Regions from separate parts of the Homo sapiens genome. Here region 1 is linked to region 2. A link is a loop called in an ENCODE intact Hi-C map of the cell type or tissue named here. Cell type or tissue: Caco-2. All regions are shown on one strand.

Region 1 (8,000 bases), 840 kb before region 2:
GTGTCTGTAATCCCAACACTTCGGGAGGCCAAGGCAGGAGGGTTGCTTGAGGCTAGGAGTTTGAGACCAGCCTGGGCAACAAAGTGAGAGCGCTGTCGCTAGAAAAACATTAAAAAATTATCCAGGCATGGTGGCATGTGCCTATAGTCCCATCCACTCAGGAGGCTGAGGCTGGAGGATGACTTGAGCCGAGCCGAGCCAGGGATGTCAAAGCTGCAGTGAGCTATGATTGCACCACTGTACCCTGGGTGACAGAGCAAGACCCTGTCTCTATAATAAAAAAAAGAAAACTGAAAGTTTATGTATAGGAAGATTATGTATAATCAGGAAACACTCCCTGAACAGGAACAAGTCTAGTCTGGAAGTACTGGAAGTAGAATAGGATGATGCAACCACTGTATATAAGCAGGGACACCTGCAAACACACACACACACACACACACACACACACACACACACACAACCCACAAGGTGAGTCCCCACAGAATGCTAATTTTAGCTATGCAAGGAAGCTCATTATTTTAAGACCCCAATGTGTGTTATTTTCTAGACTCGCCCCTTCAAAATATGATTAGTCATGGAAATACTGGATAGAAGAGGGTGGTTTCCCCAGCAAAGGTACCACCCTCAAGCCTGAATACCTGCGGCCCTAAATAAGGACAGACATTCCTGTTTTTGCACCCAAAAGTTGCCTTCTGGCCCACAACGCCCCCTGTCCTGTACCCATATAAACCCCAAGCCCCAGGCTGGGAGAGAAGAGAAGGAACATCAGGAGAAGTTTGGCTGGGGATGGTCAGAGAATCAGCAGCTAGACAGCCAAACTCTAAGGAAAGATCATCTTTTCACTCCATCTCCTGTCCAGCTCCCCATCCATTCCACTGAGAGCCATCACCACCACTGAATAAAACCCCCACATTCAGCCTTCAAGTTAATGTCGGACCCAATTTTTTGGGATGGCTGGACAAGAGCTCAGGATACAGAAAGTTGTCATGCTGGCCCCCTGCCCTTGCAAAAAGGCAGAGGGCCCACTGACCTGGTTAACCCTTAAGCCATCCAGAAGGGCAAGACTAAAAGAGCACACTGTAACATGCACCCACCTGGGCTTTGGGAGTCGCAGACACCCACCCCTAGACACTGCCATGGGGCCAGAGCCCCAAAGCAGTCACTCTGGTTCCTGCACCTGCCATCTTCATGATCCTCCTCCCATAAAAGGGGTTTGAACTCACCAAACAGAGAGCCACACTCCTGTCGCATGTGTTGAGAAGGGGTGCAAGGGAAGTCTCCCATTTCAGTTATATCATACTTCCCAGCACTGGCTCACAGGCCAGTGCATAAGAAGGCCATCCCTTCTTATAGCCCTGCTATGGCACTGAGACTTGCTCGACAGGAAGTAAAGAGCGAGGATTCTTTTTCATATATTAAGAGGTGCTCAATGTCCAGAGGAACCTTCCAAGTAGAGAACTCCTAAAAACAATGGATAAAATATTAACACCTCCTTTAAGACAAAGAGCTAAGCTGGTAGGAATGTAAGATAAATTCTTGGACACCAGAAACAGTAAGAAACTACTAGTCTATTCAGAGGGGAACAGGACCACCAGAAATAGAGTTTGCCCTGGGTGCCTATGTTTATTTAGCTTTCATGATCTAGGGGTCTACAATTTTTTTCTGAAAAGATACAATTTTAAAGATAATATTTTGGGCTTTGTGGGCCACATATGATTTGTCACTTACTTCATTGTTGTTGTTTCTTAGCAACAGTTTAAAAATGTAAAAGCCATTCTTAGCTGAAAGGCCACACAAAAACAGGCCACAAGAAGGGCGTGTGCTGCTCCTACAGGAGGAGCTCAGAGACAAAGCTCAGGCTCAGAATCAGAGACTCCAGCACAAAGCCAGCACCCAAAAGAATTGACACCCTTCGTGGGTAAACTGGAAAAAAAAATATGCTTACCAGAAGGAATTGATATAAGTGTTTACCAGTGTTGGCCTTGGTTCTAGTTAAAAAGGGAAAAAGATAAAGTCTCCTCCAACACCCCAAGATACCTTAGCCATAGACAAGCCTTCTCATGGGCTATGTATCAGAATCCAAGTACTTATACGACCTAAAAACCCAAAGTACGAATTTAAACTTATTGCAAACTGATAGTCACATTCAATGTTTAGTAGAAATGAATGCATATATCCTCACTAGAGGAATACTGTTTAAACCAGGTCTCAAAGGAATTCTCACAAACCAAGTTTGAAGGAATATAAACTCACCACCAAAAGCTCAAAATACATAAGGAAACAAGTCACAGTGAGGAAGAGGGTTGCAGAAAGATTGATGATACGAGAAATAATTGGTTCAAGATATAGGGTAAGTGTTCTAGGGAACCCTACAGGTGATTCTAATGCACCTTGAAGGTGTTATTGTTTTTAGAGACAGGGTCTCACTCTTTCGCCCATGCTGGAGCACAGTGGCACGATTATAGATCGCTGCAGCCTCAAACTCCTGGGCTCAGGTGATCCTCCTGCCTTAGCCTCCCAAGTAGACCTGAGACTATAGACCCATGCCACCATGTCCAGCTAATTTTTAATGTAATTTTTTTTTTTTTTTTAAGAAACGGGGTCTCACTGTACAGGCTGGTCTCAAACTCCTGGCCTAAAGCAATCCTCCCACCTCAGCCACCCAAAGTGCTGGGTTTGTAGGCATGAGCCACCATGCCTGGCCTCATCCTAAAGTTTGAAAACTACCATTCCAGTCACTTCAGAGCTCAATAGCACAACTACCAAAATCAAAGTAGGAAAGCGGGACAAGTAAAATTGTTTATTTGGTTGGTCTACTTTGATCTTATGGTAATGAACTTGGAGGAGACTAAATTTCACCTATAAAATGATGGCTTGAGACTAAAGAAGAAATAATCAAGCCTGTCCTTATACTTTACCCACAGGGTCCCATAGGAACCAACCCTGACCTCTGTCTCCCACTCACCTCTATCTGGACACTCTCCACCTGACTCACAGGGCTGCAGCCACACTGTGTCTGCTGGTTTAACCATGTATCCTGGGGACCTAGAAGGAGCTCAGGGAACATCGTTAAACTAGTAACTGAATGAATGCTGGAGGCTCAGCTTTTTAGCCCAAAACACCAAGTCCAGGCTGGCATATTAATGGAAAGAACTGCCTGCTGAGGACTTGCTGCTACTGACTCTGAAGAATAACAGTGACACTAAAATAAATGCATAGTGCTTATCATCACTGCTGTCATCTTAACGTTAGTAATAATAGTGAACATTTGCATGGTTACTATGCACCAGGCACTAGTCAAGTGCTTTGCATGCATCATATCATTTCGCCCTTACCATAACCCTTTGAAGAAAGTACTATTAGTACCCCATTTTACAAATTCTGATCATGAAGCTTAGAAAGTAGCTTGCCCAAATCACACAGCCAGTAAGTGGCAAAACTGCTCATTAATCCGTTTTCTGGCTCCTAAAAGCTGCTCTTCACCACCATGATATATTATCCTCCCTCATCTGAAAAAAGAAGCTGACAGGTTTCTGTCTTTATCTCTGTAAAATAAGATGAAAGATATTTAAATTTAAATTTAAAAAAACAAGTCTGGTGTGGTGGCTCATGCCTGTAATACCTGCACTTTGGGAAGCCCAGAGAGGAGGATTGCTTGCAGCCAGGAGTTTGAGACCAGCCTAAGCAACATAGCGAGACCCTGTCTCTACAAAATAATAATAATAATAATAATAATAATAATAATAATAATAATAATAATAAAATAAATTAGCTGGTGTGGTGGCACGCACCTGCAGTCCCAGCTACTCAGGAGGATCGCTTTAGCCCAAGAGTTTGAGGATCCAGGGAGCCATGATCACACCACTGCACTCTAGGCTGAGTCCAGAGCAAGACTCCAAAAAACAACCACAACAACAACGACAAAGCACCTTTGCAGTAGAGAAATATAATAAACACTATCTCAGTCAGGTTGTCAAAATTAACATCAACAATGATGCATACATAAGTATGTAGCCTTGATATGATGTGATGAGAATGTTACTGGGGTTTTCCTCCCAAAAACCCATAACACAATCCTGGTAGAACCATGATAAAAACACCAGACAACTCCACACCGAGGAACATTCTACAAAATACATGACCAGTATTCCTCAAAAACTGCTAAGGTCATCAAAAACAAGGCAAGTCACAGAAACTGTCAGAGACCAGAGGATCCCAATGAGACAAGGTAATTAAATGTAATGTGATGTCCTCAATGAAATCCTGGAACAGAAAAAGGACATTAGGGGAAAAGTTACAATGATAGTGAAATCTGAGTAAACTCTGGAGTTTAGTTAATGGTAATGTACCAATGTTGATTCCTTAGTTATGACAAATGTACCATGGTAATGCCAGGTGTTAGCAACAGGAAAAACTGAGTGATGGAAATACAGGAACTCTCTGTACTGTCTTTGTAAGTTTTCTGTAAATTTAGAACCATTCTAACAGGAGTTTTTTTTTTAAGGAGATACTATTATCAAATATAACAACCTATTGAATTATTAGAAGCAAAGAATTCATCTCTGATGACACTGTGGAGTGTCCTCCGTTGGAAATTTTAGGAATAAAACAGAAAGCTCAGTACCCTGAAGAATTTAAATGTTAGTCTTCTTGAAACATAACACTGAACCAAATTATTTCTTGACATCAATTATATTTTAAGACTATACATTTGTGATTTTTATTAATTGTTACAATGACTCTTCAACACTGAGTAACTGGAAAATTTGCCAAATGAAAAGTTAATCTTTTGTAATTATATGTCAGAGTTATCACAAAAATAATGAGTAGGTGTCTCAGCTACGGCACAGTAATTACATTAAACATTGGCTGGGTAAAGAACCAAACGTTACAGAACGCTTGCTGTTTGTGTTGGTATTTATGTAGTTGAGCTGTTTCTCCCAGTAGGGGGCTCTGTTGACCATCAAATGGAAAAGATGCCCTGGCGTTAGGGAACAGAGTTTTTTGGATTCTACTTTGATTAGCGTTTGTAGGGGTAACTTTGAGGAAGAAAAACCTTTCACAAATCTTCTCCAGTTAGAAAGGAAGATTAGACAACACCAACTAATGTGGTTGGGGGTAGAGGATGTTTCAGAGAAGAAAGAAGGTATATTGGACCATACCAGAAAACAGAGACCTTCAGAATGCTCTTAGGCCTAGATATTGCTGAAACCATATATGCTCAAATGAAAAGCAGGTTTGAAGTGATAAAACTAGAAATGCCATATCCCACTTTCAGGATATGTGTTCCTGAAAGGTAATATTGGAGAAATGTCCTTCTTATACATTTTTTAATTGAGATAAGGTCTTGCTTTGTTGTTCAGGCTGGTCTTGAACTCCTGGCCTCAAGCAATCCTACCTTGGCCTGCCAAAGCACTGGGATTACAGGTGTGGTCCATCACACCTGGCCAAAGAAATATTCTTGAAGTATCACTTACATACTCATTGATTGACCACTAATGCCCTATTCCACATAGCATTTCACAAGATAGCTCATGCATTTAATTCTTTATCTAAATGCAGGAGCAAGAGCAGCCTCTACACACACACACACACACACACACACACACCCACACCCACACACACACATACACATTGACCCAATAAAAAATTTTAATGATCTCCCATTTCTATAAGCCCAAGTACAGAAGAGAATTCTTGATTGGTTTCTAAGTCCTGCTCTACCTAGCCTCTGACAACATCTCCAGAATTATCTTAAACCACTTTCCCACTCACTCTGTGTGTTCCAGCCCCACTGGCTTTAACATCTTCTATTTCTAACATGCAGAGCACCATCCACTACAGGGCCTTTGCACAGGTTTTCCACACAGCCTTATTGGTCTTATCCTATTCACCTCCTTCTATTTAATGCCAATTCATTCTTTGGATCTCAGCTCAAGAGCTTTACCTTGAAGAAAACTTCTCTCACCCCTGGATTAAATATCCCAGTTAAACGTTTACATAGCACCTTGTACTTGGCCATTATAGCTCTAATGACAGGTCTACTCCATGTATTAAACAATGTTTAGTATTGATAGTTTGCTTATGTGGTTGTCAGATTAATACCAATTCTCCAACCTAGATTGCAAATTACTTGAGATTAGGATCCATGTTTTTATTCTCCATGTATCCCAGTACCTAGCATAGGACCTGGCTTAGCACAGGTTTTCAACATATATTTGTTGAATAAATGATTGAAGGAATGACCATGCCACACACACATTCTCAGGAAAAACAACACTTGGATTTCAGAATGTACTACTTCCAATGGGGAAAAAAAATCCTGCTGACTTCAGAGGGAGTAAAGCCAGAAAGACAAGCAATAAAAGATGGTATCTTTGCCCAGAATGTGTAGGTTCTCTGACATTCACTGCCTTACCAAAGCCCATCCTGTTTTCTGAAATGCTGAGTCAGGTTATTTGGAGAAATTCTTTTGGCAAAAAAAACCTCTTTTTTGTTTGCTTGTTTCTATAAGCCAGGGAACACCAAATATTGCCAGTAAACCACCAGAAGCTAGGGAGAGGCACGGAACAAATTCTCCTTCAGGACCCTCAGAAGGAACCAACCTTGCTGACACCTTAATCTCCTCCAACTTCTAGCCTCCAGAACTATGAGACAACACATTTCTGTCATTTAAGCTAAAAAACAATTTAATGTGATAAAATATAAATATAGATAGAATATATACAATGTATCTTAAAAGAATCAAAGCAGTGACAAGATAGGAAGGAAATACCAGACCTACCATGAAGAGAAGTCAGCATCCCAGAAGCACAAATGAAGACAGAAGCTTCTTTTCCTCTGAGAGTAGTTATCCACCCTAAAAATACTGGATTTTCATTTTAGTGGCCTCCTGGCACTGGAAGAAAAAAATCAACTCCCAGAAACCACATAAAATCGAAAGCCTAATAAGAGATTCACCCCTTAAATAATCTGTAAAGACCCCCCCCCCCATAGACCAGTCCTAGCACAGAACCACAACCTCAGTTAAACTCTCCTGAGTATCCTGTATTTTCCAGGTAATTTCAAGGCTTAAATTTAGTTTAAAGTTGTCTTAAACTGGTAGTGCCTCTAGATACCTTGCAGAATCAAATACAAATACTTTCTGGGAAAAAAAAGCCAATTTCATATTAGGCATCAAAAAATTTGTCCAAAACTAAGCCAAAAATAGCCAGATACACAAAGAAAGTAGATGTCATAAGAAATATCTGGCAGAATACAGACCACAGAAACAGAACTACAAAGACTTCAAGTCTTAGAATTATATAAATTAACTGTATTAACTATATTTAAATTTTTTGTTTAAAAATTAATAACATCTGAAAGGAAGGAGAAACTATGAACTGACATATATTTTTACAATTTAAAGTATAAAACAGTTTTTGAAAAGGATCAAATGGAACTTTCAGAAAAAAAGTAATAAAATACCAAAATTTAAAACTCAGTAGATGAATTGGTTTATTAGCAGATTAGACACAGGTGAAGAAAAAAATTAATATACTGAAAAATAGTGGGGGGACAACTATTCACAATGAAGGACTGAGTGACAAAAAGATTGCTGATACAGAAAAAAAGGTAAGGGACATAAAGAATACCACAAGTGTTTAATGGGTATCTCTGAGGGTAAGAAGGAAAAGAATAAGGCAGGGACAGTATTTAAAGAGACAATGAAGATTTTCAGAACCAATGAAAAACACTATTCACAGAATCAAAAAGCCCAGTGAATTCAAAGCAACAGAAATTCATAGCACCACATACACATAATAGAAAAGAAAAAAACTTAAATCAATAATCTAAGCTTCCCCACAAAAATTAAAATTAAAAATAATCTAAGCTTCCACCTCAAAAACCTAGAAAAAGAAAAGCAAAATAAGTAGAAGGAAGAAAACTATGAAACTACAAAAAATTAGAAAATCAATGAAATTGTGAAGATGAAGAGCTTCTCAAAAAACATTTCA
Region 2 (8,000 bases):
ACTTACCAAATTTTCCTTGACTCGTTATGCTTTTGGTGTTGACTTTAAGAATTCTTTCCTAGCTCTAGCTCCCAAAGATTTTCTCTTACTTTTTTTCCTAAAATCTTTATAGTTTTACATTTTACATTTAAGTTTGTGATCCGTTTTGAGATACTTTCTGTATAAGGTGTGAGGTTTAGGTAAAGGTGGGTATTTTTGGTTTGGTTTTGTTTTATGTTTGTTTTGCCAATGAATGTTTAGTTGCTCTGGCCATTTGTTGAAAAGTCTGTCCTTCCTCCGTGAAATTGCTTTTGCAACTGTCAAAAATAAATTGAACATATTTGTATTAGGTGGATCTATCTCTGGGTTCTCTATTCTGTTTCATTGATCTAGTGTTTGTCTCTTCACTAGTACCCCACAGTCTTGATTACCATAACTATATACAGTAGTAAGTCTTGAAATCAGGTACACTGATGCCTTCTACTTTATTCTTTTTTTCAAAATTGCTTCCATTATATCAGTCTCTTTGCATTTTCACATACATTTTAGAATATTTGTCTTCATCTACAAATCTATTGCTGGGATTTTGGTAAGAACTGTTTTAAACTTGTGTATCAAGTTAAGGAAAAGTCACATCTTACTATGTTGTCTTCCAATCCATTAATGCAGTATGCCTCTCCATTTATTTAGATCTTCTTTGGTTTTTTTCATCAGAATTTTTTAGTTTTCAGCACATAAGTCCTGTATTTGTTTTGTTAGAGTTATACCTAAATATTTCATCTTTCAGTAAGTGTAAATGGTACTCTATTCTCAACTTTGGTGCTCACATATTTATTGCTAGGACATAGAAATATAAATTATATTTTGTATGCTAATCTTGTATCCTGTTATCTTGCTGGACTCACTAGTTTTAGGAGGTCCTTTTTTTTTAAAGATCTCTTGAGATTTTCCATTTACACAATCATGTCATTCATAAACAGGAACCAATCCTTTTTCATCTGTATACCTTTATTTTTATGTATTTTTTTGAGATGGCGTCTTGCTCTGTTGCCCAGGCTGGAGTGCAGTGGCACAATCTGGGCTGACTACAACTGCCGCCTCTTGGGTTAAAGCGATTCTCATGCCTCAGCCTCCTGAGTACCTGGGATTACAAGCGTGTGCCACCACATGTGGCTAATTTTTGTATTTTAGTAGAGACAGGATTTCACCATGTTGGCTAGGCTGGTCTCGAACTCCTAACCCCGAGTGATCCACTCACCTCGGCCTCTCAAAGTGCTGGGATTACAGGCGTAAGCCACCACACCTGGCCCATCTGTATACTTTTAATTTTATTTTCCTGCCTTATTGCCCTGGCTAGCACTTCCAACACTTTGTTGAATAACAGGAGTGAGAACAGACATCCTTGCTTTGTTCGTGGTATCAGGGAGAAAGCATTCAGTCTTTCAACAATAACTATTTTAATGATAGACTTTTTTTAGATGCTCTTCATCAATTTGAGGAAGTTTCTCTCCATTTCTAAAAATTAAGAATTTGAAGAGTAAAGAAGTTCGAATATTATAAATCTTATAGTTTATTATTTTTTACCTTAAGAAATTATAGAGCTTCTGTTCTTGCTAGTTAGTTATGTCTTCAGGACTTATGCAAAACAGGGTAACCCAGAGTGATAGACATCCTTTTTATTGATGTTTCATGATTTTAAATTTCATTCTCTTTTTTCTTTGCGTACTTGACTTTGCTTTTCTTTTTCTGACTTTTTTCTTTTAAAAAGTGCATCAGTAGACAATACTTCTGTGTTGTAATTGGTCAGTGGAAGACTTTTAATTCATACTTTAAAATAATGTATGCTTACAGGGAATATATATTTCAAAGAGCTATCTGAAAATTAGTTTCAATTGGAATTCAAACTAATCTTTATTTGATTTGTACTTGCCTCATTTTCACTTTAAATTTTTAATTACTTTTTAAATTTTTTGAATTTTTGAATTTTGAAATACTTTTCAGTTTTAATTTGAATGTGCAACTTTACTTTCTTCTGTAAAATTTAATATTGCCAGACCAACTCACTTGGATGTCTACTTTTATGAAATAATGCCAGCTTTTCCATTCTTCCTATACACATATAATTAGGTCTTTCAGTATTTTAGTCTTTTCAATATCCTAGTGTCCCTAAGGAAGGGAGTGATTGAAGTTTACCACTTCCTATGACGTTAATGCTGAACTTAAACATCTTCAAGGCAAGGTGTGAACACAGAACAAATATATCTTCAAGTTATGAGCAACAGCAACAACAAAAAAACTAATTCACACAGATTTACTCTATTGTAACCTACCACGTCACCCAGCAATATAAAATTGTTTTTGTCATTATATATACTTCTGTATCATCATTTAGACTCTAAGCACCATGAAGGCAGGTATCATTTCTTTTTCATTTACCTCATGTACATGAGGCACTCAATGAATATTTGTCGAATGACTAATTTCTGATGACTGTGTGGTATTCCGTTGTTTGGACACACCATTGTTTAGTTAAGCAGTCCCTTTCTTTTGGACATTTAGGCTGTTCCTAGTTTTTGCAATAATAAACATGTAACTAATCTTTCCAGCCCCTCCCACTTTGATGAGTCTTCTAATTTTAAATTGTGTCTACATTCGGCTTTTGGACATCTATATTTTTTGATCATTTATCGTGCTTTGTCATTTTAATTTCTCTACTCTCTGGTTGGTTGGATATTTATGTCAAGCTGCTTAACAAATGAGCATATGGCATTGCTTTACTGCTTTACTACAGTGTTGGGAAGTCAGAATAGTGTTAGATGATGAGCCCTTTAGAAGAATTTAGAAAGAAGTTGACTAGAAAAGATGTAAAAGTTGTGAAATATATAAGGCCAATTTAGGAGATCACAGAAAGATGGTTCCACATTGTGGAGCATCTGTAATGTTGCTCCTGCAGCGATTGGCTTTGCCCATACCACTGAAAGAAGCCTCATCCCATTCTCAAGTGCTTTCAGAACAGCTGAAAGTGTAATGGGATCCACACCGCATTCCTATCAGAAGGTCCAAAGAATCTCAGCACCATCATTTATATACCTTTGCTGAGTATCTGTTATGGTCCAGAAAGGTTCTCTATTGGGGACTGTGGAGAGGCACCTAGGTACCCAAAACACAGTGCTTGTCCTCAAGTAATGAAGGAATTTACACTGGGGATGGGGAAGTAAGACTGAAGCCCTATGGCATTATGGTCAGAGCTCATGCTCCAGAAATGGACACACTTGGATTGGAATCAGGCTTTTTCTTGGTTGTATGACTTTGAGCAAGTAATCTAATTTCCATAAAGCTCAGTTTATTCATCTAGAAAATGGAAATAATAGTGTCAAAGGTTATTTTGAAGAATACATGGAAAAATGCATTTAAGACTCTTAGAAAAAAGTTTGGCATGAGGTAGGTGTATATTTTTTCTTGAAAAAGAAAAACGGGCACAAAAGACAGTGTGGTATCATGTCAGAGATAACATAGGATTTGCGGTAACAGAGACTACTTAATGGCTAGTGAGAGTGAGGAGGATGTTATGGAAAAATGTAGAAAATCACTTGCATCTTAAAGAACAGTTAGGATTGCAGGTGGCTGAGGGAAAAGTAAGGAAGATATTCCAGAGGAAGAAACGGCATATGCATAGGCAAGGGGAAGAATGCAGGCTGTGTTCATGGACTGTAGGGAGACAAGATGGCAAGGGTGAAGGCGGACTGAGATGCGTGCGTGCCCCTGATGAGCTAATCATTTGACTCCTTAAATATTTGACATTTTCTAGTGGAAGAGTAAAGGAAAGAATGGTTTTCTATTAATAAAATAGGTATACCCAAATAGTTCTTTCTTTATTTTCAAAATAAGATGTCTGTTATATGCTGGGAATGCAACATGACATTTTAACCTATTTGGACTTGTCTTTCATTTTTTAAAAAGCACTCATAATTGGATATGATTAGTCATACGCACCACGGATAGAGGTCATTTCCGTGGATACCGGCACTTGATCTCTTTGCTCAGGGTATATTGTGTGCTTTTATGGGAATGGCTCTTGTTTACATTTTACCAATGAGTAAGGAGTTTGAGGGTAGAAACCTGAGTTAACCGGCGCTGTATTTCTAATTGATTAGTGGTGTTTCAGTGCCCCCTATGGGATGGTGCCAGGGCAGTTGTCTCATTGGATATCTGCATAATTAGACTCAGGATGAAGGAGAGGAATAGAACCTAGACCTCAAGAGGTGGTTAGGGCCAGATCCTGGGGAAACTTGACTGGCTGGGTAAAAAGGTACAGATTTTAAATTATTAAGCAAAGCGGTCTATAGAAAGGCTGTTAAACAAATGCCCAAGATGGAACTTAGGAACATTTTATTTGGTGGTGAAGTTCATGAGACAATGAAGACAGGAAGCTGATGTGGTGGTCACTTTAGAAATACAAGTGTGAAGTCCTAAGTGCTGGCCTTGGACAGGAGTAAAGTGAATGGGAGGAAACTGAGAACTGTAGGCAAGAGGAAGAAAGAACTGATGAACTGGACGACTGATTGCATACAGGAGGCTGGGAAGAGGGAGCATGCTGAGACAACAGAGATCTTGAGTCTCGTTGACCTTCCAGGTATGTCTGTCACCTACAGCCTATAACACTCATAATTTATGTCCTCTGACACATAAAATATAACAGGTTATTTTCTACCTCGTAGAAACCAAACCAAAGCTTAAATTTCACAAGCAAAACTTGTTTTTCACTCTATACAACATTAATTCTTTTATCTTCTTTTTCTCATTGAATAGCTCCAAAATAAAATTTTTTGGGTTGCCAAACTTATAAGAATTCCCTGTTTTTCAAAACTTTCTATTTTAAGACCCCTTCCTTGCAATAAAATATGGCTGATTGAAGAGGCATTACATAATAGGTAATTGCCTAAAACATCTGTAGACTTTTTTTTTTTTTGAGATTTAGATCACTTCTGTAATGTATGATAAAAATGAACTTAGACTTACTAATTTGGAACTTTTAATAATTTAGGCAGGAAGAAATTTCCATTGTAATTCTCCATAAAAAAGTTTTTCCTCCCTTTTCACCTTTTTTCAGTGGTGGAATGTTTAAAGTGGATTAAATATGAGAATGAATCATTAATTGCATTTTAGAAAAGTGCTTAGTATACTAAAAACACCTGTCCTCTGCATATACAGAAACTGCAGTGCACAAACAGGCAGAGAGGTTAGATGTATTTAGCCAAACCTGAAGCAATAGTAAAAATCATTAAGGCCATTAGTTCACCTGAACCACTCCTCAACCTCCCATAAAAACAAGAAAACGGCCGGGCGCGGTGGCTCACGCCTGTAATCCCAGCACTTTGGGAGGCCGAGGCGGGTGGATCATGAGGTCAGGAGATCGAGACCATCCTGGCTAACAAGGTGAAACCCCGTCTCTACTAAAAATACAAAAAATTAGCCGGGCGCGGTGGCGGGCGCCTGTAGTCCCAGCTACTCGGGAGGCTGAGGCAGGAGAATGGCGTGAACCCGGGAAGCGGAGCTTGCAGTGAGCCGAGATTGCGCCACTGCAGTCCGCAGTCCGGCCTGGGCGACAGAGGGAGACTCCGTCTCAAAAAAAAAAAAACAAAACAAGAAAACCTTGAGTAAAACCAATCAATGTCTTTTCTCTGTTTGGTAAAGTCATCAAAGTAAAGTTTTTTGGGTCTGTTTGTCATATATATATATATATATATGCACACTTTATATATATAACAAAATATATATTTGTCAGATATGTATAAATATATATGACATATATGTCATATATATAAATATATATGACATATGTGTATATATATATATATACACACACACTTTTTTTTTTTTTTCGAGACAGAGTCTAGCCCTGTCGCCCAGGCTAGAGTGCAAGCAGTGCAATCTTGGATCACTGCTACCTCCGCCTCCTGGGTTCAAGCAATTCTCCTGCCTCAGCCTCCCAAGTTAACCAGGATTACAGGCACTTGCCACCATGCCCAGCTACTTTTTGAATAGAGACGGGGTTTCACCATGTTGGCCAGGCTGGTCTTGAACTCCTGACCTCAAGTGATCTGCCTGCCTCGGCCTCCCAAGGTGCTGGGATTACAGGCTTGAGCCACTGCGGCTGGCCTCATGTATATTGTTTAATGGGATCATTATGTCATTCATTTCCCTTAATTCAAGTTAGAAATAGCTTGATATTTTTATCAAATGCACCCCGTTTCAAAATATTTTGGCATTTTTTTTGTTTTCACTGATCTTAAAGGATTTTTCCTAACATGAGCAGACCTTATGAAACTGTTGTAAGTATATGAACATACTCAACAAAATAAGTTCAAGTAGACATCTTAAAAACGTATTACTGGGCAACACTTATTGACTTATTTCTAGTTAGCAATGCACTTAAATAGTATTTCTTTAAATAAAACTTCTTGGTTCTAATTTTTAAATTGTTTAAACTGATCTACCCCGATGAAAAGAAGGAATTAAAAAGCAAATATGACTATACCAACAAATATACATATAGTTACATATTCACTTTCAATGAACGCTGACATTTAAAAAACACCATACGGCACAAACATAAATATGTGTGTGTGTATAGGTGTGCTTAACAGTGGTACAAATTTCCAGTCACCCCAGTCAAAACATCTGATTTAAATTTGTTCCTTCTGCTGAATGCCAGATATGCAGGTTAGGATCAAGTGAAATGAGCCCATTTCAATAAAGTCTAGAACTAACCAGTGCCCTCATATTTGTGGTACACATTAATTTTTTTAAGTGAAGCATAGTAGAGAATCAAGAATGACGTTTTTCTTTGTTCCTTCACTTTATGTTGTAGATTTGATGGTACTCTCATACATGTAAGGGTAAAATTACCTCTTTGCAATGGAAAACAAAATTTTTTGGATGTGGAAGCACCCAATAAAAGCAATGCCTATTTCCACACAGTCTAAGTTGAAAACAATTTCTCTGGATAACCAAAGTTGCTTAATTTTCTATACCATCCAGCCATTTGCTAAACCAGTGGTAAGCCCAGTCCTAGAATGTCTAATTAATGATATTATGAGAAGATACATTCTATCCCAAATGAGTTTAGCTTGAACTGATAAAATTCCTGTGAATCTAAGTACCTTCCCAGATTCTTATGAATCTAGGCAAGCATCTCAGATGTCAGCTCCTTAAGGACAGGGATTTTTGTCTCTTTATTCACTTCTGTATCTTTGACTCCTAGAATAGTTCCTGGTGCACAGCAGGTACTCTTTATGTATTTGTTGAATTAAATCAATGCAATTAAATCTTGTGCCTGGATTGCTCAGAATAGTTTCCTTGACTTAGGGAGAATTTAGTGAAGTGATGTTTAAAATATTATTATAGCATGTTACAGTTGAATGGAAGAACCAACTAATGTAATGATTCTTAAACATTGGTCAGCATGGTTAATGGAGGACAAAAAAAATTATAGGAAAAGATCTCTTGCTAAGAATAAGATTGCCCACAGACAAAGGCTGAGAGAGTGCATTCTCCACTGGACTGTAGTACAGACTAGGGAAAGTGGGTCAGGATCGGGAACATCTGTGAATGGGAGGGCAGCGGGAAAGCTTGTCCTATAGAAAATTAAAAAACAAAAAACAGAGACACTTCCTGTGCAGCACAAGGCCTGTGGGAGCCTGGGGCTTGTTGGTTCGTAAATTTGACCACTCTCTGCCTTCCTGGCAATTCCCATTTAGTAAACCAAAATTCTAGGGACCAAAATGCACATGACTTGTAACAATAGGCACAGGCTGATGTTTTGTCTCAGCATTAGGTGTTGTCAGATTTGAGCATGTGTACAGTAGTGCAGATACATACTATATGTTGGGTATCTATCATGCTATTATATTAAGAACTCAAAGTCACGGAAATTAACTGTAACATTAAATCACAGTTTAAAAGGTATTGGAATTTGGGAAAGATGACCCTTTTAGATATGCAAAGGTTTTAAGATTAAG

The links. Peaks named below come from ENCODE experiments on the same cell type or tissue, not always from the same donor. Only the 100,000 strongest peaks of a DNase experiment are listed, where the experiment ranks them.
Region 1: it touches region 2 in a loop (5-fold over the local background); 4 of 110 quality-filtered maps call a loop at or near these places.

Annotation. Positions count from the first base shown.
Region 1 is chr4:140,848,174-140,856,173 of GRCh38, reverse strand. No RefSeq gene overlaps it. Among named protein-coding and RNA genes, the nearest start is that of TBC1D9, 96 kb to the right of the region's middle. In Caco-2, a CTCF peak has its summit at 4,945 (motif pointing right); a DNase peak (open chromatin) is centred at 4,973.
Region 2 is chr4:140,008,960-140,016,959 of GRCh38, reverse strand. All of the region lies in intron 1 of MAML3 (mastermind like transcriptional coactivator 3), which reads left to right. It overlaps LOC124900783 (a long non-coding RNA gene), which reads right to left and starts at 5,325. Exons shown (of 3, transcript XR_007058278.1): 1 at 1-5,325. In Caco-2, a CTCF peak has its summit at 4,135 (motif pointing left); a DNase peak (open chromatin) is centred at 4,139.